Linked DNA regions of Homo sapiens: region 1 is linked to region 2. A link is a loop called in an ENCODE intact Hi-C map of the cell type or tissue named here. Cell type or tissue: heart left ventricle. All regions are shown on one strand. Links, peaks and the distances in the headings refer to the core of each region. The heading gives the core; the rest is flanking DNA.

What was found. A loop is a pair of places that touch in the nucleus more often than their neighbours do. Peaks named below come from ENCODE experiments on the same cell type or tissue, not always from the same donor. Only the 100,000 strongest peaks of a DNase experiment are listed, where the experiment ranks them.
Region 1: it touches region 2 in a loop (2.0-fold over the local background); 5 of 110 quality-filtered maps call a loop at or near these places.

What each region holds. Positions count from the first base shown.
Region 1 is chr21:44,618,686-44,635,711 of GRCh38, forward strand. The region is part of intron 1 of TSPEAR (thrombospondin type laminin G domain and EAR repeats); the gene reads right to left. KRTAP10-9 (keratin associated protein 10-9) reads left to right here and starts at 8,408. Exons shown (of 1, transcript NM_198690.3): 1 at 8,408-9,693. The coding sequence starts at 8,487. The coding sequence ends at 9,365. RefSeq lists an enhancer at 7,333-8,028. In heart left ventricle, for the core only: no CTCF peak of the experiment used is centred there; DNase peaks (open chromatin) are centred at 7,756 and 9,271; H3K27me3 peaks cover 2,595 bases.
Region 2 is chr21:44,711,164-44,722,701 of GRCh38, forward strand. It overlaps TSPEAR (thrombospondin type laminin G domain and EAR repeats), which reads right to left and starts at 409. Exons shown (of 12, transcript NM_144991.3): 1 at 270-409. The coding sequence starts at 351. RefSeq lists an enhancer at 1-369. In heart left ventricle, for the core only: no CTCF peak of the experiment used is centred there; no DNase peak of the experiment used is centred there; H3K4me3 peaks cover 197 bases; H3K27me3 peaks cover 3,617 bases.

The DNA of each region.
Region 1 (17,026 bases), core at 4,155-12,154, 89 kb before region 2:
GGCAGTGCAGTTGCCTGTTTCGACCGTCTGGTGGCTCCCTGAAGGACTAACACACAGGGCTTGCCTTATTTCACCAACTCAGACTATCTCAAGGTAGAGGAGCAGCTATATGGAGGGTGTGTGTTACAACGTTTAAAGGTAAATGAACAAGTCACTGACACCTAAGTCAAAAATTTTCAGTTGGGAAAACACTGGACACCCCTAAAAAGCCTGGGAGGAAAAGCTAGGAGATGACATGCTTTGAGGAATAAGGGAGTTAGAAGGTTCCACATATTTTTAGAGTCCAGAAAGCCCCCGTGCATGTCTATGATGGGGCACTGGCTCAGAAAAGAGCTGAGAAGCTCTCATTGCTCACCTCTGGCTGAACCTCAGGCTCTGAGCAAGCAGGAAGTGAAGGTGCAAGCAGGAAGTGAAGGTGCAAGCAGGAAGTGAAGGGGAAGGCAGAGTCACAAACTCCCCAGCCGAGTGCTGAAGGCGTGGACCAACATACAGAGCCCAGCTACAAACCCTGAAGAAAAATAAGTTTTTGATTCCAGGGGTTTAAGGAACTCTCTGTCAAATTACTATCTCAGCACTAAGCTAATAGAACAGTGAGCACACATGGTGAAGAAACTATTTTTAAAAACTGACAGAAACAAACAAAAACAACCACAATCCACAACAATCAGCAACAGCAAACTGCGCAGAGGGAGGAGAGCCTGATACCCAGAAATATCCCTTTGTAATTGTCACTGTGCAGTTTTCACCAGAGGCATGTGCCATGCAAAGCAGCAAGAAATATAAGCTACTCATGAGGAGGAAAAGCAATTAATGGAAAATCTTCCTGAGGAAGCCCAGAATTGGACTTATTAGACAAAGCCTTTCAATCAACTCTCTTAAACATGTTTAAAAAACTAAATACAATCACAGACAATGAATTAAGATAAACCAGGAGAATGATACCTCACCAAATAGAGAATATCAATAAAGAGATAGGAGGAAATTTAAAAAGAAATTAAATAGAAGTTCTGGAATTGGAAAGTACAGTCACTGAAATAAATAACTCATGATATGGTTTCAACAGCAGATTTTAGCAGCTATAAGAATTAGTGAACAAGAAGATAGATCCATTGAAGTATTCTTGTCTGAGGAGTAGATGAGAAAATGAGGAGCAGATGAGAGAATGAAGAAAAATAAACAAATCTGAAAAGACCTGTGGGACACCATCAAGCATACCAACACACTTAGCAGGATTTCCAGTTGGAGGGGAGACAGTGGGAGCAGAAAAAATAGTTGAAGAAATAATGGCCCAAACTTCCAGAATTGAGGAAACACATCAATCTAACTCAGAGGGATTCACATAAAAACACAGTATAATCAAACTCTCAAAAGTCAAAACAAAGAGAGAATGTAAAAAGCAGTGGGACGGAAGACTAACAGCGGATTTCTCATCAGAAACCATGGAGGCCAGAACGCGTTGGGATGACATATTTAACATGCTGGGTTTGGGCACAGGGGTGGGGAGCACCCAACAACCAAAAAGACGTCTTCATCTGGCAAAGTGATCCTTCAAAAGTGAAGAAGTAACACATTTTGAGGTAAATAAAACCTGAGAGCTCGTTGCTGAAAGATGTCCCTTACAAGAAATGCTATTTCAGGCTGAAATACAAAGGCAGTCGATAGTAAGCTAAAGCAATATGAATGAAGAAAGGTCAACAGCAAAGGTAGCCATGTTGGTAGTTTGTATGTTTATAGGAGTTTTTCCATTACATCTTGGTTATCTAATTTGTTGGGTACAAATATTCATAGTATTCCTTTATAATTATTTTTATTAACGTAAGGTCAGTAGTGATGTTCCCATTTTCATTTACGATTTTAGTTATTTGAATCTGTCTTCCTTTAATCAGTCTAGACAGAGGTTTGTCAAATCTGTTGCTCTTCTCAAAGAACCAACTTTTTTGTTCCTTGATTCGATTGATTTTTAAAATTTCTATTCCATTTATCTGCACTCTAGTCTTTATTTTCTACCTTCTGCTAAATTTGGATTCACTTTGCTCTTTTTCTAGTTCCTTAAGGTGTAAAGTTAAATTAATGATTTGAGATGTTTCTATTTTTTTATGTAAGCATTCCTAGCTATCAATTTCCCTCTATGTACTGCCTTCATTGCATCTCGTTAAGTTTTGGGTTACTGTGATTTCTTTCTCATTCCTTTCCAAGAGTTTTCTATCTTCTCTTTGAATTCTCCTTTGACCAATTGGTTGTTTGAAAGTGTGCTATTAGGTTACACATATTTGTGAATTCCAGCTTTTCTTTTGTTACTGATTTCTAGTTTCCTTCCATTGTAATCAGAGAAGATACTCTGTATGATTCAAATCAATTTAGATTATTGAGGCTAGTTTTGTGGCCTAAGGTAAAATCTAATCTGAAGAATGTCCCATGTGAACTTGAGGAGAGTGAGTTTTCTGCTGTAGTTGGGTTGTGTGTTTTTGCACATATCTGTTAGACCCAGTAGATTTATGTCATTTTTCAAGTCCTCTATTTCCTTATTGAATAAAAATTTAGTTCTGTTATTTTATACTTTTTTAAATTAGAGAGAATGGCTTATTGAAGTCTCAAACTCTTACTGTAGAACTGGAACTGTCTATTTCTTTCTTCAAATCTGTCCATTTTTGTTTCATATACATTGGTGATCTGATGATAAACATGTATATATTTATAATTGATATATCTTATTGATGGATGGACATTAATCACTACATAATGTCCTGTGGGCCCAGCCCCCGCCGATCAGTCTGCTCCAGCTTCTGTATGACAGTGGCTTCCTCATCAGGCTCCTTTCCTGGCCTATGGCTGGCCCCTCCCCAGTAGGGCCATCATGTCCCCAGGTAACATCCACGTGGCCCCCTGGGCAGCACATATCATTCCTCAGTTGCTCTCACTAGAAGCCAATACTTCAGGCCCCACTTCCTAAGGTCTGGAAAATTATGGCAGCCTAATAAAACAAGCTGATAAATTTAAGACTGGTATTATTTCTCTCCCAGTTGTTTGAGAATATTCAGCAGGGAAAGTATTTGGGTCTGTAGTTGGCTCTGTAGGAAAGCTTTTGATGTTAGATTCAAGTTATTTAATCAATATGGGATATTTGTATTTTTGTTCCTTTTGTGTGGATTCGGTGTCTTGACAAATATAGACAGTTGTGTCTCCACCAACGCAATCAATACATAGACTCCTCTCATCATCCCATACATTTCCCTCATGGCCATTTGTAGTCATTCCACATCCCCATCCTAGTCCCTGGCAGCCACTGACATTTTTTTTGGTCCCTTTACAATTACCTTTTCCAAAATGTTATATGCATGGAACCCCATGGTGCTTAGTATTTTGCCATATAACATAAGACTTAAATAGACCCTTCCCTAAAGAGCAGGTACAGATGGCAAATAAATACATGAAAACATGCTCCACATCATGAGTCATCAGGGCAATACAAACTTAAACCCCAAAGGACTCTCTCTGTATAGCTGTGTTGACTAAAGTAACAACACATCTGCTGTGCAGGACTGGCAAGAATGTGGGGCTTTGCTGATACGTTTGAGCTTAAACCTCCCATCTCATTTTGGTTTTTGCTTACGCAAGGAATCTACTCCCTTTTATCTCCTTGCTTTACTGCTTTTGGATCTAGTGTTTTGAGATTTTTTATGCCCCCATCTTCCCCTCACTGTATTAGTTCCTTGGGCTGCCACATCAAATGTCACCAAAAAAGTGACTTATAAGAGTGGAAATTTATTATCTCGCAGTTCTTAGGGCCAGGCACCTGAAATGAAGATATCCACAGGGCCATGCTTTCTCTTAGCTCCAAGGGAGACTCTGTCCTTGCTGCTTCTAGTTTCTGGTGCTCCCAGCAAACCTTGGCGTCCCTTGGCTTATAGCTGCCTCATGACAATCTTTGCCTTGGCTGTCATACGCCGTCTTCCCTTTGTGTGTGTGTTTGAACTTCCTTCTCCTTTCTCTGATAAAGACATTAGTCATTGGATTTAAGGTTCACTATAACCCGGTATGACCTCATTTTAACTAATTTCATCTACAAAGACCCTATTTCTATGTAAGGTCACATTGTGAGTGACATGGTTTGGTTGTATGGCCCTGCCAAATCTCATGTTGAAATGTGATCTCCACTGTTGGAGGTGGGGCCTTGGGGGAGCTATTTGACTCATGGGAGCGGATCTCTCATGACTTAGTAGTGCTGTCCTTGTGATAGTGAGGGAGTTCTGGCAAGATCTGGTTAAGCGTGTAGCACCTCCCATCCCCCACTCTCTTTCTCTTGCTACTCTTTTGCCATGTGACATGCCCACTCCCCCTTCACCTTCCACCATGAGCAAAGCCCCCTGAGGCCTCCCCAGAAGCTGAGCAGATGCCAGCGCCATGTTTCCTGTACAACCTGCAGAACCATGAGCCAACTAAACTTTCGTCTTATAAATTACCCAGTCTCAAATATTTCTTTATAGCAATGCGAGACCAGCTTAACACAGTGAGGTTCTGGGTGGATATGACTTTTGGGGAGGCAAGATTCAACCCACTACACTCATCTACTTCCTCCTGAGTTGTATATTCTTTCATTACTCTAGTGGAGATTACAACATGAATCTATGACTTTTTAAAGTCTAATGTAAATTAGATCTTATATTATTTCCCAGATAGTATAGTGTACTAAGACTGCTTTAACTTCATGTAGCCCCCTCCTGAATTTTGTGATCTTCTTGCCATGTATTTCATTTCTATAAATATTTTACAACTTCTAAGACATCTTATACAGTAAATATTCATTTAGATTTCCCCATGTTGTCCTCCTTTTGTTACACTTCATTTCCTTTTCGACTTCTTGCTTCCATCTGTGATCATTTTCATTCTGCCTAATTATCTTTTTATTTTCTGTAGTGCAGATCCTACTGGTGACACAACCTCTCAGCATCCAGAGAACATCATTTTCCTGTCCTCATTTTTGAGGATCTTCTTCCCAGGTGTAGAATTCTAGCTTGGTGCTTCTTTTCTTTCAGACAGTAAATATATCATTCCATCATCCTCTGGCTGCCATCATTTCTACTGAGAAGTCATCTGTAAATGCTATTGTTGCTTCTTTAAAGGTAATATTTCTTTTTTTTTCCCTTGGCTGTTTTTAAATTTTTCTCTGTCTTTGGATTTCAGCCCCAATATGCACAGGCATGGTTTCCTTTGTATTCACCTTGCTAAACATTCTTAAATGCTTTTTGCATCTATGGGTTAATGTTTTTCATCACTTTAAACTTCTTGTCTATTAAACCTTCAAATATTTTACTACCCTTATTTTACTCATCTCCTCCTATGATTTCAACCATTTATATTCATAATTATTTACAACATAAGGGCATGCTTACTACTCCACTTTCTTCATTTCCCTCTTTTCTTTCCCATCTCTGTACTCAGGGCTGAATTTCCTCATCTCCCTTTCTTCACTAATCTTCTCTTTGGTTTTGTCTAATATGTTGTCTAGCTAATCTACTTAGTTCTTAATTTCAGCTATTATGTTCATTTCCAGAATTTCTGTTTGATTCCATTTCATAAATCTAGTTTGACACTGAAATTCTCCATTTGTCCTCTGGTTTTTTGAGCAAGCTAATCAGCATTATTTTAAATTCCAGTTTGACAATTCTAATATCTAAAGGTCCTGTGTATCTGTTTCTCTTGTTTGCTTTTTCCTCTTGGTCCTTTGGTCAGTTGGTTTGTCTTCTAGTAGCCCTAGTAATTTTTGACTGAATCCAGGACTTCATGAAAATTTCCAAGATGATTTGAGCCTCTGTTGATGCTGCTGTCTCCAGAAGAGATCACTTTTGTTTCTGGGAGGCACTTAGGCTACAGGCAGATCATATGAGTTCAATACGAGCTGATTTAAAGGTGGGCTTCATTCTTCTTTCCGTTTTTTCCTTCATCCTAGGGCGTAATCCTTCACTTATATTCACTGTTTCCAACTGACAGTCTGTTGTTGTTGTTGTTTTACCAGAATCCCTCCTCCTTGTCAGGTCCTGAACTCTATGTTTTTGTCTTCCAATTGTATGAGACTACTAAAAGCTGTGCTCAGCCTCAGCCTCATGGCTGTAGTCTGTGAATCAGTAAATGCCTCAATAAGAAAATCCAGAAGAAATATTAGACTCACTTCTGTGCACTTTCCCTCTAATAGGGATTCACTCACTCAAGTCTCAGCTGTCTTGGTGACTCCTGGTGCCCTCAAATAGAGATTTTGTTTGTTAAACCAGGTTTCCTAACTTTTCTCAGCTAGATGGCCAGTCTGATGTCAGCCAATTCCCCACACACAAAAGCAGAACTTGACAGAGAGTTTTATACAGCATAAGAAAAAGGTAGCATAATGGAATCGTTTTCAGAGGTCAAAATTACTCTTCGATAATTTCTCCAAAAACATTTATTATTTCAGCCCATTTTTATGAAGGATCTTCCCTATTCCAGGCATTATTTTAGGCCCTCAGAGACTGAGTGGTGAACAAGACAACCACACTTCCTGCCCACATGAAGCTTACCTTTGAAGAATGGGAGCTGAGCACAGCAAAGAAAATGAGCATGAAAAGTTAGGAGACTTGGCACAGAAATACTGATGATGGGCCACGCACGGTGGCTTACGCCTGTAGTCCCAGCAATTTGGGAGGCCAAGGCAGGAGGATCACTTGAGCCCAGGAGTTCAAGACCAGCTGGGCAACATAGCAAGACTCTGGTCTCTACAAAAAAAATTTTTTTTTACAAAAAGAAATATTGATAATGGGACTTGAATTATCTATGATTGAAGCGTATCATAAAGCTATGGCCTGAAAGAGCAGAACCAAATCCATAGCCCAAAATGGACCAGTTCAAAACTTTTCTATCCTGTCTGAAACCCAGTCCTATCCCCAGCGTTCCCACATGCAAGTCTGAGTGGACCTCGGGGAAGGCCGCGGGGAGCGGCATGGCCTCTCTTTCCTTGCTCCCCTTCTCCCTGTTTTGGGCTCTAATTTCTTCAGTGATGGGGACGGGGGAAGGAATGTGCAGGGCCACCACTGTGGGGCTCACTGGCCACTGCTGCACCTTCTCTCCGGCTGCTCCAGTGATCCTGTGCTTCTACCAGCTGCTTCTGCCTCTTCAGTGAGGACCCACTTTAGAGACACCCCCAGGGACAGTAGCTGGAGGACTCTCTCCCTGGGACACCACACTTTGCGTAAGACTGAAGGGCCACCCCTGCCTCCACAGCCTCCTTCTTACAACCTGGGCAGCACTGGTGGGGTGTGGCAGCTGGCCATAGCTGGTCAACTTCTGTCTTATTTTAGAAACCCTGTGGGGACAGGTCTGACCCAGAATGTTAGCATTATTTTTAGAATGAGAGGCCGTTTCCAGCTTTGCCAGATTCACAGCAACAAAGACGTTCTACTCAACATCGTGTAATACGTCTTACTTTATAATGAAATATGCGTATGTGTACTTGAATTTTTAAATAAAAATGTGAAATCACAATCAATATTATAATTAGCTGCTGGGTAGCAATGTTCCTGGAAAGTGATCAGGGCCATTTTATAAGGCAAGAAGCTCGGGACTTCATCATGCCCTGTGGTGATAACAATTCATCATCAAAGATCATGCAGCCGTGAGAGTTGCCTGTGGCTGACCTGGGGGTGTGTGATGGGGCCTGTGGGCAGGGCTGGTGAGAAAAAGATGCTTGCAGTGCAGGGCACACGGAGGAGATGGCTCCAGCAGTGGCGAGGGCTGGCGGCTGCCTGCTGCCTAGCACAGCTACTTCACGGGTTCAGAACCCGAAACCACAGCCCACGATGCTGCCATTGTGCCTCAGCAAGGAGTGGGCTGAGCCCACGATCCCTGCCCTGGAACAGAGTCCTGCTGCCTCCCAAGCAAAGGACAGGGTGGGCAATGAACAGAGGGCAGGAGGCACAGAGGCCATGGGGATTAGAAATTGGCGAGTCCTGTGTCCTACAGCAGGGGAAGGACCATACTAGAGGAGGAGTTTGCACCACAGGAAATAATTCCTAAGGGCCGGCTTCCTGCAGAGGAAGCCCGTGTCCTGAGGCTGCTGGGGCCAGTGGCTGGACGATGCCCCAGCAACCAAAGATGGCCCCAGGCACATCCCACCCACATCCCACCCACCAGACGCCCACAGCCGTCCTTGCCTCCAGAACCCAGCTGGGATCAGGCCCACCCCAACTCCTGCCCCTGAGGTTCCACATGCAACAGACTATAGCCCAGGTGTGACAGGAGATTTGTGAGCTGGGCAATGTCACCAGCAAACAAACATCCCTAATCATGGCAGACGCCGCCTCTCAGCAACAAGGAAGGGGAAGCTGTGGGCCCTGGAACAACAAGGCCAGGAGGGGTATAAAAGCCTGAGAGCCCCAAGAACCTCACACACTCACAAACTCACTCACTGACACACTCACACACTCACTTACACCTCCCCCAGCTCACCTCCTCCCCACCCCAGCATGGCCGCGTCCACCATGTCCATCCGCTCCAGCGCTTACTCCGACTCCTGGCAGGTGGACGACTGCCCAGAGAGCTGCTGTGAGCCCCCCTGCTGCGCCACCAGCTGCTGCGCCCCGGCCCCCTGCCTGACCCTGGTCTGCACCCCAGTGAGCCGTGTATCCAGCCCCTGCTGCCAGGTGACCTGTGAGCCCAGCCCCTGCCAATCAGGCTGCACCAGCTCCTGCACGCCCTCGTGCTGCCAGCAGTCTAGCTGCCAGCCGGCTTACTGCACCTCCTCCCCCTGCCAGCAGGCCTGCTGCGTGCCCGTCTGCTGCAAGCCTGTGTGCTGCGTGCCCGTCTGCTGTGGGGCTTCTTCGTGCTGCCAACAGTCTAGCTACCAGCCAGCTTGCTGTGCCTCTTCCTCCTGCCAGCCGGCCTGCTGTGTGCCCGTCTGCTGCAAACCTGTGTGCTGTGCGCCCACCTGCTCTGAGGATTCCTATTCATGCTGCCAACAGTCTAGCTGCCAGCCAGCTTGCTGCACTTCCTCCCCCTGCCAGCAGTCCTACTGTGTGCCTGTCTGCTGTAAGCCTGTCTGCTGCAAACCCATCTGCTGTGTGCCTGTCTGCTCTGGGGCTTCCTCTTTGTGCTGCCAGCAGTCTGGCTGCCAGCCGGCTTGCTGCACCACCTCCTGCTGCAGACCCTCCTCCTCTGTGTCCCTCCTCTGCCGCCCTGTGTGCAGGCCCGCCTGCTGCGTGCCCGTCTCCTCCTGCTGTGCCCCCACCTCCTCCCGCCAGCCCAGCTATTGCCGCCAGGCCTCCTGTGTGTCCCTTCTCTGCCGCCCTGTGTGCTCCCGCCCGGCCTGCTACAGCTTCTCCTCAGGCCAGAAGTCCAGCTGCTGACGGTCATGTCCCCCAGGGCCAGCCGGGCTCAGGCCCCACCTCCCTGCCAGTCCTTGGACCTCCCAGCCCACCCAGCCTCAGCACAGCTCAACACAGAAGGAGCAGCCCCAGCCACAGCCGCCCAGCCCCGGGGTCTCAGATGCTCACTGGCTCCTCCCTGACCTCCCCCCCGGGCAGGCGAGCCCTGGCTTCTCCTCACGGTGCTTCCTGGCTGCAGACCACAACCCTCCGCTGGTCGCTGGTTGGGGACGGGCCCTCCTGACCCGGGTCTCACCCCCAGCAGCGTCACCCTCTGCCCCTGAGCACCAATAAAGCGTCTGCGGCCCCAGCTGACTCCGTGCTGACTCTCCGCACCCAGGGCGGGAGGGGGCAGAGTGGGGCCTGGCCTGGCTCTGGGGGGCTGGGCCCCGTGGATCTCTTTACTTCCCCAGCTGGGGGGCCTCGGGGGGCTCTTGTGTGACACCTGGAAGCTCCTGTCCACCTCGTGGCACGTTCTGCTGTCCGGCTCCCCTCCCAGGTCCTGTGGGGCCCAAAAGCCTTGTTCACTGGCTGAGTCCCACAGACACCACGTGACTCAGGCTAATGCCCCACTCACTGTGGGTAGAAGCAGCTCCTTCCCATGGCAAGGGTTGGGGCTGTCCCGGGGGGTGGCAGGCCCCAGCTGTGCTGGGAGGTGGGAGACGGGCGGTGGGGGGTGGGTGTGGAGACTTGGGCTCCAGCTGTCCCAGCACTCAGGAGTTCCACTCGGAGAGAGCTTGGCCATCCTGGCCTCCTGTGGACACTCACAGACGCTCAGGGATGGCCCCTGCTCCAGCCCTGGGCTTGCCGCTGGGATGCAGAGCAGAGAACAGACACGTGGTCTCCAGAGCTCCCTGTGCTGGGCTGGGTGGGTGGAGGGCCGGTGGGAACAGGAAGGTCTCAGGGCGGCGATGACAGAGGAGTCCCAGGACAGTGTGGGAATGTGTCCAGACCAGACAGCAGGAAGGAGGCCTCCTGGGGGTAGTTTCTTAGCTCCTGCCATGGGAGACAGGCAGATGGCCAGAGCCACACTGTCCCCTCCAGTCCTCACCCACACCCCCCACACTGGTGACCCGGGGCTGCGATGCCGCCCACTCTTCTCGCCTTAGGAGAGCATAGTCGGGTTTGGGGGCCTCGGCCATACCCTGTGGGCACAAAGGACCCCCACACCTGAGAGGAGCTGCATGTGTCAGCTCAGGCTGCTGTGACAAAGTCCACGGACTGGGGGCTCGAGCCACATACATGGGGTCCCTCACAGTCCTGGGGCTGGAAATTGAGGCCCAGGTGTGGCAGGGCTGGTTCCCGAAGACTCTCTCTTGGGCTTGCAGACACAGTCTTCTCCCTGTGTCCTTACGGGGCTGTCCCTCTGTGTGTGTCTCTGCCCTCATCTCCTCTTCTCAAGAGGACACCAGTCATTGGATTAGGGCCCATCCATAGGACCTTAACTTAGGACTTCAACATGTGAATTCGGGGGCATCACAAGTCAGCCCATATCAGGGGGCTCTGGCTTTGGCCCTTGAGGCAGGAGTGAGGGTGGCAGTGAGGCCACCTGTGCCTCGAAGATCCCCAGTGGGGCCTGGCTGGGGCAGACGCTCCCTGTCCATAAACTGCAGCGATGGACATTTGGACAGAGACACGACCCTCGGGGAAATTCTGCTCACATGGACTCCTTCACCTGCTGAACAACGCTGTCCAGAGGCCTCAGACACCCACCAAATGGTTCCTGTTTAGGCATCCTGTTGTCCCCAGTGCCTGGCTCATAAGGGGAACTCTCACTGGTCCCACCGCAGGAGGCACGGCTCGCTTCCAGAAGGGGAAGGTGGGGATGGAGCGCAGGCCAGGCAGCTGTGCTGGAAGAGACAGGCCACACAGGGATGGGTGCAGGGAAAGTGGGGGCCACAGGGCTGTCGCGGGGGTCAGGAGCATCTTGCACAGGCTTCCTGAGTGGTATGGAGAGTGACCTAGGGCTTCAGGGGCCGTGGTACACACACTCACAGTGATAGAAACCAACTCAGGATTTAGGAATGGGAGTTCTTGGAGACCTTGATGAGGGGCTTTCCAGTCACATTCTGTGGGCAGGGGCATCCTGTGGTGGGCAGAGGGGGAACAAGCACTGGGGAAGTGAAATGTGAAGGTAAATAATTTCTTCTCTAAAGATCTAACAGAACAAGGCAGGAGAGGAGCACAGTAGTGACGGCTTCCTGAAGGACTAACACACAGGGCTTGCCTTATTTCGCCAACTCAGATTCCCTCCAGCCAGAGAAGCAGCTACACAGAGGCTTGGTCAGAACATTTAAAGGCAAATGAACCAGTCACTGCCACCTGGACAAAGGATATCAGTTGAGAAAACAATGGACACCCCAAAAAACCTGGGAGGAAGAGCTGAGAAATTAGATGCTTTGGGAAATAAGGGCATTGGAAGATTCCACATATTCTTGGGAGTCTATAAGGCCCCCATGCATGCCCATGATGGGGCACAGAAAAGACCTGAGAGGCTCTCAGTGCTCACCTCTGGCTGAACTGCAGGCTCTGAGCAAGCAGGAAGTGAAGGGGAGGGCAGGAAGTGAAGGGGAGGGCAGGAAGTGAAGGGGAAGTGAAGGGGAAGGCAGGAAGTGAAGGGGAAGTGAAGGGGAAGGCAGTCGCAAACCGCCCAGGTGAGCACTGAGGGTGTGGACCAACACACAGAGTCCAGCTATAAAGACTGGGAAAAAAACATCTTTTGACTCCAGGTGTTTAAGAAACTCTGTCTAATTACTATCTGAGCACTAAGCAAATGGAATAGTGACCCCCTTCATGACAAAGAGTATAGTCATTACTAAAATAGTTTAGGAAAGTCACTTAAAAACAAAACAAAACTACTAGCCACACAACCAGCAACAGCAAACCACAGGGAAGAGGGAGAATGTGCCATCCAGAATTATCAAATTATAATATTCCAAATGTCCAGTTTTCAACAAAAATTATGAGGCATGCAAAGAAGCAAGAATGTATGGTTCATTCGCAGTAAAGAAAGAAAAAAAAGCCAAGTAGTGAAAAATGTCCTTGAAGAAGCCCAGGATTGAATTTACTCGACAAAGTCTTTCCATTAACTCTTTTAAATATACTCAAAGAGCTAAAGGAAACCATGACAAAAGAACAAAGAGAAACTAAGAAAACAACATCTCAACCAAGAGAGAATATCAATAAAGAGAGAGATTATAAAGAGGAATCAAATAGAAATTCTGGAGTTGAAAAGTATAATAACTGATATGAAAATTTCACTAGAGAAGTCCCACAGCCGATTTGAACAGACAGAAGGAAAAATTAGAGAACAGGTAGATAGGTCAAGTGAAATACTCCAGTCTGAAGGGCATAAAAACAAAAAGAGGCCGAGCGTGATGGCTCACACCTGTAATCCCAGCACTTTGGGAGGCTGAGGCAGGCAGATCATTTGAGGTTGGGAGTTTGAGAACGGCCTGGGGCAACATAGTGAAACCCTGTCTCTACTAAAAATAAAATAAATAAATAAATAGCTGGGCGTGGTGGCTCATGCCTGTAATCTCAGCTACTCGGGAGCCTGAGGCAGGAGAATCACTTGAACCTGGGAAGCGGAGGTTGCAGTGAGCCAAGATCATGCCACTGCACTCCAGCCTGAATGACAGAGTGAGACTCCATCTCAAAACAAACAAAAACAAAAGAATTTTAAAACTGAACAGAGTTTAACTGGCCTGTAGGACAACATCAAACATACCAACAGCACACTTAACAGCAGTGTCAGAAGAAGAGCAGAGAGAGAATGGAGCACTCAAAACTATTTGAAGAAAAATGATAGAGACAGAAAGTAAAATGGTGGTTGCCAGGTGCCTGGGGGGAGGAGGAGGAATGTGGAGTTAGTGTTTAATGGGGACAGAGTTTCAGTTTTCCAAGATGAAAAGTTTTGAAGACGGATGGTGGCAATGACCGCACTGCATTATGAATGTATTTAATATCACTGAACGGTACACTTAAAATGGGATAAATTTCACGTGTATTTAACTACAATAATTTTTTAAATATTTGAAGTAATAATGACCAAAAACTTCCCAAATATGATGAAACACATTGAATCTACACATTCAAGAAGCTCCATGAGCTTCAAGTAGAATAAACTCAAAAAGATCCACACAGAAACACAAAATTAAATTATTGAAAGCCAAAGACAAAACAAGAATCTTGAAAGCAGGAAGAGAGAAGATTAACAGCCAATTTCTCTTCAAAAACCATGAAGAACAGAAGGCAATGGGATGATGTACTTAAAGTGCTGAAAGAGAAAAAAACTGTCCACCAAGAAGTCTGTGTCCAATGAAATGATTCTTTGAAACTAAAGGAGAAATTAGGACACTTCTGGATAAATAAATGCTGAGAGAGTTTATTGCCAGTAGGCCTGCCCTACAAGAAATGACAGCTCAGGATGAAATCAAAGGGCACTAGACAATAACTTGAAGCCATATTAAGAAATAAAGAACTGGCTGGGCACAGTGGCTCACGCCTGTAATCCCAGCACTTTGGGAGGCTGAGGCGGGCAGATCAGAAGGTCAAGGGTTTGAGACCAGCCTGGCCAACATAGTGAAACTCCATCTCTGCTAAAAATACACACACAAAAAAAAATAGCTGAGTGTGGTGGTGGGCACCTGTAATCCCAGCTAGTTGGGAGGCTGAGGCAAGGAGAATCACTTGAACCTGGGAGGCAGAGGTTGCAGTGAGCCAAGATCGTGCCACTGCTCTCCAGCCTGGGTGGCAGTGCAAGACTCCATCTCAAAAAGAAAAAGAAGAAAAGAAATAAAGAACACTAATAAAGGTATCAGTTTTGGTAGTTTGTATGTTAATAGGAATTTATCCATTACATCTAGGTTATCTACATTATGAATGTATTTAATATCACTAAACATGCTTAAATGGAATAAATTTTATTGATTTTATGTGTTAGTGTACAATTGTTCATATATTCTCTTATAGTCTTTTTTATCTATATAGGTCAGCAGTAATGTTCCCACTTTCATTTCTGATTTTAATAATTAGAGCCTTCTCTTTTTTCTCAGTCTAGTTAAAGGTTTGTAAATTTTATTGTTGCTTTCAAAAAACTAATTTTAGGCTTCGTTGGTTCCATTGTTTTTCTATTCTCAATTTCTTTATTTGCTCCCTGTATTCTACATATAATCTTTATTTTCTTCCTTCTTCTAGGTTTTGGTTTAGTTTGCTCTTCCTTTTCCTGGTTCCTTAAGGTGTGAAGTTAGATTACTGAATTGAGATCTTTCTTGTTTTTTAATATAAGCATTTATAGCTACAAATTTCCCTCCATAAACTGTTTTGCCGTATCCCATAAGTTTTGGTTTGTTATATTGTCACTGTCATTTATCCCATAGTATTTTCTAACTTCTCTTTTGATTTATTCTTCAATCAACTGGTTGTTATAAGTATGTGTTGTTTAATTGCCACATATTTGTGAATTTTCCAGTTTTCCTTCTGTTATTGATTTCTAATTCCCACTGTGGTCAGAGAAGATACATTATATGATTTCAATAATTTTAAATTTATTGAGACTTGTTTTTTGGACTAACATATGGTCTAATCTGGAGAACTGAGAAGAATTTGTATTCTGCTGTTGTTGGGTTGAATGTTTTATACACGGCCATATTAGATCTAGCTTGTTTATAGTGTTCTTCAAGTTCTCTATTTCGTTATTGATCTTTGATCTAGTTCTATTTAAAAATTTTTTTTAATCAGTGGAAGTGACTTATTGAAGTCTTCAAACATTATTGTTGAACTGGAATTGCCTATTTCTTTCTTCTCTTCTTTCCATTTATGCTTGATATATCTTGGGGGTCTGATGTTTGTTAGGTACATGAATGTTTATAACTGATGTTAGGTACACAAATGCTATAAAATGATGGCTTATGCCTGTAATCCCAACTACTCAGGAGGTTGAGATGAGAGGATTGTTTAAGGCCAAGAGTTCGAGACCAGCCTGGGTAACAGAGTAAGACCCTGGTCCCTAAAAAAATATGTTTTTTCATTAGCCAAATATAGTGGTGTGCACCTGTAGTCCCAGCTACCTGGGAAACTGAGGTGGGAGGATCACTTAAGTCCAGGAGTTTGAGGCTGCAATGAGTTATGATTGTGCCACTGCACTCCAGCCTGGGCAACAGGCTGAGCAATACCCTGTCTCTGTTTTAATGGTGCTAGGACAACTGGATATCTACACACAAAATCATAAAGTTGCACTACATCTCACACCAACAAATTAACTAAAAATGGATCAAAGCCCTACATATATGAGATAAAGCCATAAAATTCTTAGAAGGAAACATAAGAGTAAATATGTATGACCTTATTTTGGGCAATGGTTTTTTAGATATGACACCAGAAGCATAAGCAACAAAAGGAAAAAATAGATAAATTGGATGTCATCAAAATTAAAAAGTTTTGTGCATCAAAGGACACTATCAAGAGAGTAAAACAACCCACACAAGGGAAGAACATGCTTGTAAATCATAATTCTGATAAGGATCTAACACCCAGAATATATAAAGAACTCTTATAATTCAACAACAAAAAGTCAACCCAATTTAAAAATAGGCAAAGTCCTTTAATAGACATTTCTCCAAGGAGGATATGCAAATGGATGATACACGCAGGAAAAGAAGCTCAATGTTATTGGTCATTAGGGAAACAGAAATCCACACCACAATGACATGCTGTTGATACTTCATACCCACCAAGATGGCTATAATTTAACACACACATACACCAACAAATAGAAGGTAGCAGATGTTGACAAGGATGAAGAGAAACTGGAATGTTTGTACATTGCTAGTGAGAATATAAAATGGTACAGATGCTGTGAAAAACAGTCTGGCACGTCCTCAAAATGTAAACATGGAATTCCATACAACTCATCAGTTCCCACTCCTAGGTATATACCCAACAGAATTAAAAAGAGGTGTTCAAACAGAAACATGTACAAGAATGTTTATAGGGCCGGGCGCAGTGGCTCATGCCTGTAATCCCAGCACTTTGGGAGGCCGAGGCGGGAGGATCACTTGAGGTCAGGAGTTCAAGACCAGCCTGGCCAACATGGTGAAACCCCGTCTCTACCAAAAATATAAAAAATTAGCTGGGTGTGGTGGTGCGCACCTGTAATCCCAGCTACTTGGGAGGCTGAGGCAGGAGAATCACTTGTACCCGGGAGGTGGAGGTTGCAGTGAGCCGAGATGGGGCCACTGCACTCCAGCCTGGGTGACAGAGGGAGACTCTGTCTCAAAAAAAAAAAAAAAAAAAAAGAATGTTTATAGAAGCACTATTCACACTAGCCAAAAGTTGAAAAGAACCCAAAAGTGCATTAGCAGATGAATGGATAAATGAAATGTGGCGTGTCCCTTTGATGGAATATGATTCAGCCAAGAAAAGGAATGGCGTTCTGAAACATACCCAAACACAGGTGTACCTTGAAAACATGCTGAGTGAACAAAGCTAGACACAAAGACCACATATTCCATGACTGCGTCTATATGAAATGTGCAGAACAGGCAAATCCATAGAGACAAGCAGAATAGTATTGGTTGCCAGGGGCTGGGCATGGCTGCTTAATAGTACCGGGGTTCCTTCGGGAGCGATGATAGTATTCT
Region 2 (11,538 bases), core at 515-8,514:
GCTGGTTAGCTCTTGAAGCTCGTCCCCACCCTGCGTGCGTTCTAAAGAGCCGCGTTTCTATTGCAACTGCCTGCCCTGCGCTTTCATCTTCCCCACCTGTGCTCCTCCCGCCTCTGCCCATCTCCACAGGGTGCTACCTGCCAGTCCTGCCAAAGCGTCCTCGGGCACCGCGGCTTGAATCAGTGTTAGAAAGTGGCATTTGTGACTCGACACCCCTCCCAGCTCCCCGGCAAGATACCCCCGCCCGAGTTCCCATGCCCCTGCCTTACCTGTGCAGGGCTCCCAACCCTGCGTGCCGTGGCCGGGGGCCGCCAGGGGCAGCACAAAACACAGACTCAGCAGGGCAGACATGAGGGGCTTGGGTGCCAAGCTCCATCCAGGGCTCCGCTCAGCCTGCAGGGAAGTGGCTGCTCCTCAGACGTCTGCGTCAGCCTTTCCAGGGGCGGCCGCGGGGCCCCCGGGGGTCACTGCGACGGCCACATGCCAGCGGCCTAAGGCGGGGACAGAGGTGGCCCTGGCGGTCGCAGTGGGGAAGCTTCTGGTTGCTGCCTGCGGGAGGCAGGTGGCCCCTGGCAGGTTGGGCTGCAGCCGCTGGTTTATCTCTTCATTTCCCTGATGGGCTTGGGCCCTGCGTGCAGGTGACAGGTGATAACAATCTCGGCCCGGCCTGGGATTAGTCGCTGGCAAAGCACACTTTCCAAAAGGAAAGACAGAAATAGATCGTGCTGCGGAGAGCTGAGAACAAGCCAGAGAAACTTAGGAGACCCGTTTCCCTCAGGCGCAGGCTCCCTGGGCTCACCGCCTTTTAGGACCAGGGGCACAGGCGACCATGGCAGGCCGGGAGCGGGTGGGGCGGGTGCACTCTGGCTGGGGGTTTGGGCAGCAGGTCCCCACAGTCTGCTGGAGGGTCCCAGAGGCAGGTCGGGGCTCTGCTAGGGGGTCCTAGAGGCAGGTCGGGGCTCTGCTGTGGTGGGGAGGGGGGGTCCCAGAGGTAGGTCCTGTGCTCTGCGGGGGGTGGGGGGTGGTCCTGGAGGCAGATCCCAGGCTCTGCTGGGGGTCTAGGCGGCAGGTCCCGGGCTCTGCTGGGTCCCCCGGCGGCAGCGGCCGTCCATCCCCAGGAGGGGCTGGGCTCCCTCGGAGGGCTTTTTATCTGGTGCCCAGCCCTCCCGAGGGTGTGTGGGTTTGTCAACTGTTGGGTTTCAGGAATTTCCCTCTGGAGGGAAGTCGGTCCTTAAAGGGAACAGCTAATGAGAAGGAGTGGGTGAGTGTCCCTCAGGGAAGGGGCACGGCCATGGTCACTCATCCAGAGCCGAGGACCCTCGCATCTGACCTCTCGACACTGCAATGGGCATGCCACTCGAGGGGAGCAGCTATTAACTAGAAGTATTCTTTTTACAAAAGTGCCCTGCCCCCCTACCCTCTCCAAACAGCACTGAACGCAGCATTCTTGCAGAAATCTCCAACGCAACTGGGTGCTGCGTTTCTGTGCCTGGTGTGGAGGCCCTGGCAAACTGGTCTGAGGCCGATGGCTTTCCCTGGTTCACAGGCCCACAAAGTGCACACACTCCTGCTAGTTTCAGAAGGAAGCCCCCACTCTGGGACCTCTGACACAATGAGTTTTCCAAGAGCATAGACCCTGTCATTAGGGCTTGTGGAGAGAGACAGAGATGGAGGGAGGGAAGGAGAAAGGGGCCGAAGAGAGGGACAGAGACTGGGGAAAGACCTAGAGGGAGAGGGAGAAAGTGGGGAGGCACAGAGAGCTCCTGGGGCTCTGGAGGCTCTTCCCATAAACAGCCCCTGCGATGGGACAGGCTCATTCTGTCTCCCTCTCGCTTCCTCTTTTACCCGGCCCTGCCCCCAGGGATATTAATTCATAGTTAATATTAATTCACAGATATTAATTCGTAGTCCTATTTATGAGGCTTGAGTTAACTGGCATCATATGAAGGGAGGTTGAAGGTCTCCCATTATATGTGACTCCTCTTCCAGCACCCAAGTGAGCCCTGGGGTGGGGTGTGTCTCCCTCACCCCCCAGGACCCCCTGCCAGCTCCGGTGGGCATGCAGTGCCAGGACAGAGGCTTCCTGAGTGGGCTCCCCACCCCACTGGGGCTCAGCAGCTGGAAACGCTCCACATAGCACCATTCCTGACAACCCTAACCTAATGAGGGACGACGTGGTTCCTCAGAGGAGCGAAAGGCCTGATCGTTGTGTAAATGGAATAAATGGAGTCTTCCTCTTTTGTGTCCCAATCCATGAGAACTTTGTCCTGGGCCAGGCCGCTCCCAGGCCAGCTGCGGGTCACAGTGGCCTCTGAGACCACGCCCCTGAGGGGATGGGGACTCCCCCCAAATGATGGGCAGGTGGCACTCCAGAGCTAATTTAAACAATCACAATTAAGCTGCCTTGAACCCTTCCGGCAAAATTTTTCTTATGTTACATTTGATGCAGTAGCACTAGTAATAGCCTCAAAGATAACTAAGGGTGAGCCAGTGGAAATCCTCCTCACATACGAAACTTCACAAAGATGTGCTGAGCGCAGGAGGAAAGCTCAGAGTTCCCTCCTCTACAGCTCCCTGTGTGACCCTGGACAAGTCACTTACATTCTCCAAGGTTTAACTTCCACGTCTGTAAAATGTGCCTAGGAGGACACATGTGGTAGGGCTGTCCTATAAATTAAGTGATAGCTATAACGTACCTAAATCAGCATTTCTGGAACCACGACCCAGGGAACACCAGCTCCAAAATGCTCGATGAGAAAAAGCAGGTGCATTTGCAGGTGGACTCCACAGCCCCTTCCTCAGGGACACAAGCTTGGCTCACCCACGCGGAGCTCTGAGACATCAGTGATCAGAAGCCTGCTTAGGCTGGGCGAGGTGGCACCCGCCTGAAATCCTAGCAGTTTGTGAGGCCGAACTGGGAAGATTGCTTGAACCGAGGAGTTCAAGACCAACAGTGACAACATAGTGAGCCTCCATGTCTACAAAAAATTCTAAAAATTGGCTGGACGTGATGGTGTGCACCTATAGTGCCAGCTACTCAGGAGGCTGAGATTGAAGGATCACTTGAGCCCAGGAGGTGGAGGTTGCCGTGAGCCATGATCATACCACTGCACTCCAGCCTGGGAGACAGAGGAAGACTGTCGAGAGAGAAAGAAAGAGGAAGGAAGGAAGGAAGGAAAGAAGCAAGGGAGGGGAGGAGGGAGGGAGGCAGGGGAGGGGAGGGGAGGGGAAGGAGTCCCCACCCAAATCTCATGTCAAATTGCAATTCCCACATGTTGAAGAAGGGGCCTGGTGGGAGGTGATTGGATCATGGGGGTGGTTTCCAATGCTTTAGCACCATCCGTCTTGTGCTGTCTCATGATGGAATTCTCATGAGATCTGTTTCTTCAAAGGTATAGGGCATTCCCCTTTGCTCTCTCTCTCTCTCTCCTGCTCCACCTTGGTAAGATGTGCTGGCTTCCCCTTCACCTTCCGCCATGATTGTAAGATTCCTGAGGTCTCCTAGCCATGTTTCCCGTTAAGCCTGTGGAACTGTGAGTCAATTAAACCTCTTTTCTTCGTAAATTACCCAGTCTCAGGTAGTTCTTTATAGCGGTGTGAAAATAGACTAAGCAAGAAAGAAAGAGGAAAAGAAAAGAGAGAAATCCTCCACATCATGTGTATCAAAGTCTCATGGAGACGAATCCCCAGAACCCACTAAGAGAAATGCATGTGCAAAGAAGAAAGCATGTCCCTGCCATAACATCAGACATCAGAACTGAGCTTCACTCCCGAGAAGCAGGTTGGGTAAGTGCTGCATTGTTAACAAGGGAATTCACGGGGCACCAGGCCCTCACAGCATAGGAAGGAACGGCAGCCCATCCCAGGTCTGCTAACTCTGCCTCCAAACGACAAAAGAGAAAATGTTCCAAGAACTTCCCCCAAACACATCCTGGTGCAGGCTGTCACTCAATTTGTCTGCTTCAAGGGAAACAGAGACGATCAATAGAAGAGGAGGAGGGCTCCATCTATCCTCTAAGGACACAGGTTGTTAATCAAGTCAGATCAGTAACAAACCCCAGGAGGTCATCACGGGCTTCATCAAGCTGCAGAAGTAACCCTTAGCGTGTCATTGTTTGGCCAAAGGCGGCTGTGAAGTGTGTCCATGTCTTTAAATATTCAACATGCCCCAACCAGGGAACAATGCATTCTCCAAGAAAACAAGGAACAGAGCTCAAAGAGAAACTGAAAATGATAACTTTATGTTACAAAAATAACACTCTTACATTCACTCCTCCAGTTTTGTGTTTTATTAAACTAAACCATCACTTCTGTGATCTATGAACCCCAGAAGGACTTTGTATTTTGGTTTTTGTTGTCTTTTTTAGAGATAGTGTCTTGCTCTGTCACCAGGCTGGAGTGTAGTGGCAAGATCATGGCTCACTGCAGCCTGGAACTCCTGGCCTCAAGTGATCCTCCTGCCTTAGCCTCCCAAGTAGCTGGGACCAGAGAGGCACATACCACCATACCCAGCTAATTTTTAATTTTTTTGTAGAAATAGCATCACTATGCTGCCCAGGCTGGTTTTTAATAATTTAAAGACACAAAAATTCTTCCAGGATACACCATCACTTGGTATATAATGACCACTGTTGTATGACATTTGAAAAGGTATCTAAAAAAAAGAGAAGGCACACACGTGGTGTTTGACAATGAGTTTAGATAGACTGGGGAGTACTTGGCAAGCCTGGACAATGAGCATTAGCCAACTCTCTGGGTGATATGGCCTGGCTCTGAGTCTCCACCCAAATCTCATGTTGAATTATAATTCCCAGTGTTAGAGGAGGGACCTGGTGGGAGGTGACTGAATCATGATGGTGGATTTCCCCCGTGCTTTTCCCGTGGTAGTGAGTGAGTTCTCAGGAGAGCTGATGGTTTAAAAGTGTGTGGTGCTTCCCTCCCTTGCTCTCTCTCTCCTGCTCCACCGTGGTAAGACGTGCTTGCTTCCCCTTCACCTTCCACCATGATTGTAAGTTTCCTGAGGCCTTCCATTCATGCTTCCTGTTAAGCCTGTGGAACTGTGAGTCAAATAAACCTCTTCATAGATTACCCAGTCTCAGGTAGTTCTTTATAGCAGTGTGAGAATGAACTAATACACTGGGGTTATATGCTGTTGGGCCAGGCCATCCAAGGCTGGGCTCCCCATCATTGAGCAGTTGGCTCCATCAGTCACTGAGTCAACTGACCAGGCACAAGTGAGGTCCATTGTCTCCAGAAAATGCAGGCTAGAATTCCAATTTGAAAGTCATTTAGATCTCATTAGTTATTTAATAAGAGAATAAGAGATTATTTTCTCACATAAAGAGTTCTCTTTTTTTTCAAACAAGAAATACTGTAGGTCTTTTATATGACTAAGAACAACATAATTATTAATCTTGACCTCCAAGGAGAGGAAATTTTGGCTCTTAAAATCTAACACTAGAATCTGACCCTTGACCCATTACATTAGGGTTCCCATTTATTTTTTTTTTCTTTTGAAGAGATCCTTAAATAGTAGGGTATTACCCTTTGTCTGCTTTATCCTGATTGCTTCTGTGTGTGTGTGTGTGTGTGTGTGTGTGTGTGTGTGTGTGTGTGTGTGTGTGTGTGTTTAGAGATGGGGTTTCGCCATGTTGCCCAGGCTGGTCTTGAATGCCTGAGCTCAAGTAATCCACCTGCCTTGGCCTCCCAAAGTGCTGGGATTACAGGTGTGAGCCACCACGCCCTCCCAAAGTGCTGGGATTACAGGCATGAGCCGCCACGCCTGGCCTGCTTCCCTTTTTTGGATGCTTTGTTTTACCTTGTCATTTTGCCAGGTGTTTAAAATGTTCATTTAGTCAGCAATATTTTCTTTGAGACTTTATGGGTCTTAAAATACAATTTTTATTCTAATGCTCACTAAACTTGGAGACAATTTTTGAATTACAATTTTTAGACTTTTTTGCTATTGAATTGTATGTGTCTATTTAGATCTCTCTTCCATCTGGAATGTGATTTTGCATATGGAGTGCAGTGAATCTAACTCTGTTTCCAGAAAGTCATTATGCACATTCCATTTATTACATACTTCTTTCCCACCACCTTGAAATGTCACATTTATGATTAATTAGGCTTCTATATATACTTGGATCTATTCCATTAATCTTGGCTCTATTCCATTAATCTTGGCTCTATTTATCTCTGTCAATTTCCTTTGCCAGCATTATATTATTTTAATAACAGTATTTATAGTAAGGGTTCATACTGATAATATATGCATTAGTTTCCCTTTTCAAAAATGTGTTAGAAATTATAACATACTTACTCTTCCACATGGACTTTAAAAATTATTGGTTTCCATCTGCACCTCCCAAATCAAAATCAAACAAGGAAAAAACACTATAGAAATACCTATTAGAATGGCAATACCTCCATAGATTAATTTGAGAATGGTGGACATTTTTATGATATGAAGTCTTCCCGCTGAAGATATGTTTATTCCAATCTTCAATTATTTTTTTAAATTATAGTTATGACTGTAGAGGTCCTGTATTTTCTCTGTAAAGTTCTTCCTATAAATTTCTTTGTGATTTCATCATTATTGTAAACATATTCCCCCATTTCTATTTGTAATTGGTTATTGCTTGTATAAAGAAAATTGTTTCATTTTTTATAGTTATATCTAGCAACCTTGAAGTTACTATGTGATTTTAGAATCTCTTGTTTTTCTAGGATAAATAATTTTCCTCTTCAGTTTTACTATGTGTACCAATAGATTTGTTTTCTTATTTTATAGCATGAACTAGAGCCTTCAAAACAAATGTTGAAAATAGTGGCAATAGTAGACTTCTTATTTCATTCCAAATTTCAATGGTAATGGCTGTGGGGTTTGGTAGTCATTAACATATTAAAGAATTTTCCCTCTTTTCCTCTCAGAGTAGGAATGGCTGCTGAATTTTCTTAAATGCTGTTGCACATCAGTTGATATGGTTTCACATTTCCAATTTTAGTTGTTAATGGAATTAATTACAAGTATTGCTTTCCTAATGCTGAACCTCCTTACATTCCTGGAATAGATTACACAGAGTGAGGATGCATTTTTCTTTTAATATACTGCTGAGTTCAGTCTGATGTCGCCTTTATACACATTCTTCTCTTCTTAGTGCTGTTTCCAGGCAGTCCCCTCAGGCTTTGGTCTTCCCTAAATGCAGAGATTAAGAAATGGGTGCCACAGCCCACCCCTCTCCACTGAGGTGGGAAATGTTTCCCATCTCAAAAATGACCCCCCATCCACGGGTTCAGGCTAGAAATCCTCAAGTCATCCTTGGCATCTCTCTCAGAAAGACCCACTGAGTTTAACCTCAAGCACTCCTGCTCTCCTTCCTGGCCACCTTCCTGGTCCAGCCACTTTCGTTGCCCATAGCCTTCACTGCCCAATAGTCTCCCACATCTCCTTCAGGTCCCCTGGATCTATTCAGAGCAGTCTCTGCAAAACCCAGAACTGGTTAGGCCAGAACTCCCTTCAAGGACTTCTGGTTGCCCCCAGAATAAAGACGACATTCCAGGATGTGACCTATAGGGCCCTGGAGTGGTCTCGCCTGCCACCCAGCTGCAATTTCAGCCCTGCACCTGCCCTCCCTTTTATGCTGCAGCCACTAGGGTCTCCCAGGCACGCATCCATGATGAGCTTCCGCCTACCAAGGCTGCCCCCAGGCTGGGCCCTCTCCCTGAACACCCTTCCTCTGTCCCCATCCCAATTAACTCCTCTGCGGAAAGCCACCCCATTAGGAGCTCTCACTGCACTATGTGCTGCCCCTACTTCAGGGTGGTGGTTTTCATCCCTTGTTTAGGTGATCATTGTGTGTGTTTTTGCCCAGACTGGAAGCTCCAGGTGGCCCAGACCATGCTTCTTTAGGTTCAGCCTTGTATCTTCAGTGCCTGCCATTCAATAAATGTGTAACCAATCAGTGAATGAACTCATTATCTTGACTGTGGGCTGATACTAAGATTATGCTAGCTTTATAAAATTAATTGGAGTGCTTTTCATGCTTTTATATGGTCTAGAATATTTTGGCTAATAAAATTTGTTTCTTAAAGATAAACTGGAACTCGTTTGTGAAAACTTTTGAGCCTTCTTCACCTTGCAACATTTAAAACACTTTTCCAGCCTACAGAAAATTTGACAAACACTCTTCACCCCAATGCACTGCTAGTTACTACTTTGTCACATTTGCTTTCTCTCTCATGTCTACATGTGCCCATGTAAACTCTTTTTTGTTGTTGAATCATTTAGATGTAAATTATTAACATGATTTTCACTCTTAGATATCTCTGCACTGTCACCTCAAAATAAGGACACTCCAAATTTCTACAATAAGATTATCACATCTAAGAAAAATATCGTTGATCCCATAAAAATAGCTAATATACACTCTACATTTCAATTCCAGCTGGGGACTCTTCAGGTGGTAAATGCTTTAAACTTTCATATTTCTGTTATGATTATTGGTTTATTCTGGTTTTTTACTCTTTCATGAGATAATAGTGATGACATAGTTTTCTGGAAAATCACCTACTTCCTCCAAATTTTCAAATTTATTAACAAATAATTAACATAAAATGTCCTTAAAATAAATCTCTTCTGCATCTGCAATTCTGTTTTCTCATATTTAATGTTGCATATTTTTGTGTTCTGTCCTTCTTCCTTTTCTCATGAGTTTATCTATGAGTCTTTTGAATACCCAAGTTTTCTAGATGTATGTTAAAATTATGTTTTACCAAGCCCTTAGATATTCTGTTTTTCCCCTGGACCTGATATTTTATTAGCTTTATAATTCTTCCTTTCAGTTTTTGATCTTTAATACATTTAGACATATTTTAAGTACTTGGGTCCAGGTCTTACCCTGCTTTTTCTCCATATAGTAGACAGTTTTACCAACATTGCCTACAATTTGTGTGTGTTTGTGTGAGTGCGTATGTTTCTGAGCTCTCTATTCTGTTCCATTTCTCTCTGTAATTCTGTCTATTGTTGTATTATAAATTCCGATGCTATATTGTTAGGTGTATATATGTTCATGATCATTAAATACTCTCCATTTCTTTTTCCCTGGTTGGCACATAACATTCCTCTTTATCCCTGAAGCTCTCCTGAGCAACTCTAGCTCTGCCTCGGCCCTCACTCCACCAACATTCACAGGGTTTGATGTCCCTGTCACTTGTCTCTGCTTTCACTCACCAGACACCACCATACAGATTTCCACCTGACAAAAAAAAGTACCACAAGAGCCTACAGGAGGGGTATGGCTTTGAGGAGTTGGTGAAAGAGTCACAAAATGGGAGACATTTGAACCAGTCCTGAAATAGAGATACTTTGTAAATCTCCATGGTAAGGAGCCCAGGATTAACTAATTAATTTCATGTCAAATAGAACCTAATGCCCAGCTTATCTCCACCCTCTGCTTTTCCTCTTAATCACCTCTTTTCACTAGACTGAAAGGAGTGGTACTATAAAATAGCATTCATCATATTGAACCAAGTGAGTAAAGAAAAATATGCTGGACATAAACTGAGTCCCACACTCTCAGGAAAGCTACCCCCTTTTCCACGGGTCCAGGACTGCCTGCTCAGAGCCCATGAGAAGTATCCTCAGAGAAAGTGCCTTCATTTGGAAAATTAATGATGCTCTCACATTTGCTAGTGTGAGGGTTAATTTTATGTGTCAGCTTGGCTAGGCCATGGGACCCAGATATTTGGTCAAACATGCCTGGATATTGTTGTGAAGGTATTTTTTAGATGAGATTAATATTTAAATCAGGAGACTTTGAGAAAAGCAGATTATCTCCATCATGTGGGTGGGCCTCTTCCAATCAACTGAAAGCCTTGTGAAAAAGATTGACCTCCCCATGAAGAAGAGGGAATTCTGCCAGAAGTTGGCCTTCAGATTCGAACTGCTGTACCAACTCTTGCCTGGATCTCCAGCTTGCTGAACTCACCTGCAGATTTTGGACTTGCCAGCCCCCACAATCACATAAGGCAATTCCTTAAAATAAATCACTCATATATGTATACACACACACACACACACACACACACACACACACACACAAAGGAAGTGGGTGATTTTCCAGAAAAATATGTCATAGATAGATGATAGATAGATAGATAGATAGATAGATAGATAGATAGGGCCGGGCGCAGTGGCTCATGCCTGTATTCTGAGCACTTTGGGAGGCCGAGGTGGGTGGATCACCTGAGGTCAGGAATTCGAGACCAGCCTGGCCAACATGGCGAAACCCCGTCTCTACTAAAATTACAAAAATTAGCCTGGCCTGGTGGCATGCACCTGTAGTCCCAGCTACTCAGGAGGCTGAGGCAGGAGAATAGCTTGAACCCAGGAGGCAGAGGTTACAGTGAGCTGAGATTGCACCACTGCACTCCAGCCTGGATGACAGAGTGAGACTCTGTCTCAAAAATAAATAAATACATAAAAAGATAGATAGGGCAGTGCTTCTGAAATTATTTTCCAACATACACGCTAAGGTAGGGCGGGGAGAGTGGAGGAGGTGGAGGAAGAGGAGGGGGTTGAACTGAGGGTGTGAGGCTCCTGGATCTTGACCTCTTCACAAACAGAGGAGTTCTGCTTTTATTATTATCATATATTGGAGTTCTACGTAATGTCACTTTGGGGGAAAAAGATTCTCCTAAATTAAAGCGTAAAAGCCTGGAAACCACTGTTCTAGGGAATTTCTTTTTTTTTTTTTTTTTTTGAGATGGAGTCTCACTCTGCTGCCCAGGCTGGAGTGCAATGGCACAATCTCGGCTCACTGCAACCTCCACCTCCTGGGTTCAAGCGATTCTCCTGCCTCAGCCTCCCGAGTATCTGGGATTACAGGCGCACGCCTCCATGCCCAGCTAATTTTTGTATTTTTAGTAGAGACGGAGTTTCACCATGTTGGCCAGACTGATCTCGAACTCCTGACCTTGTGATCCAACTGCCTTGGCCTCCCAAAGTGCTGGGATTACAGGCGTGAGCCACTGTGCCCAGCCCTCTAGGGAATTTCAATGTGACCTATTTGATGGTAGGATCTGTTTTCTTTTTGCTTTTTTTTTTTTTTGAGACAGTCTCTCACTCTGTCACCCAGGCTGGAGTGCAGTGGCGCAATCTCGGCTCACTGCAACCTCTGCCTCCCGGGTTCAAGTGATTCTCCTGCCTCAGCCTCCCAAATAGCTGGGACTACAGATGCATGCCACCACGCCCGGATCCTTTTTTTTTTTTTTTTTTTTTTTTTGTATTTTTAGTACAGATGGGGTTTCACCATGTTAGCCAGGATAGTCTCGATCTCCTGACCTCGTGATCTGCCTGCCTCTGCCTCCCAAAGTGCTGGGATTACAGGTGTGAGTCACAGTGCCTGGCCGGGATCTGTTTTCAATGGACCCCCTTCCTTCAGTAGGTTGAGACATGAATTAGGCATTTATTTACTGTTTTCCACAATATTCTGCTCTATAATAATATCCCATAAATTTCTATGAGACTCTTTAGTA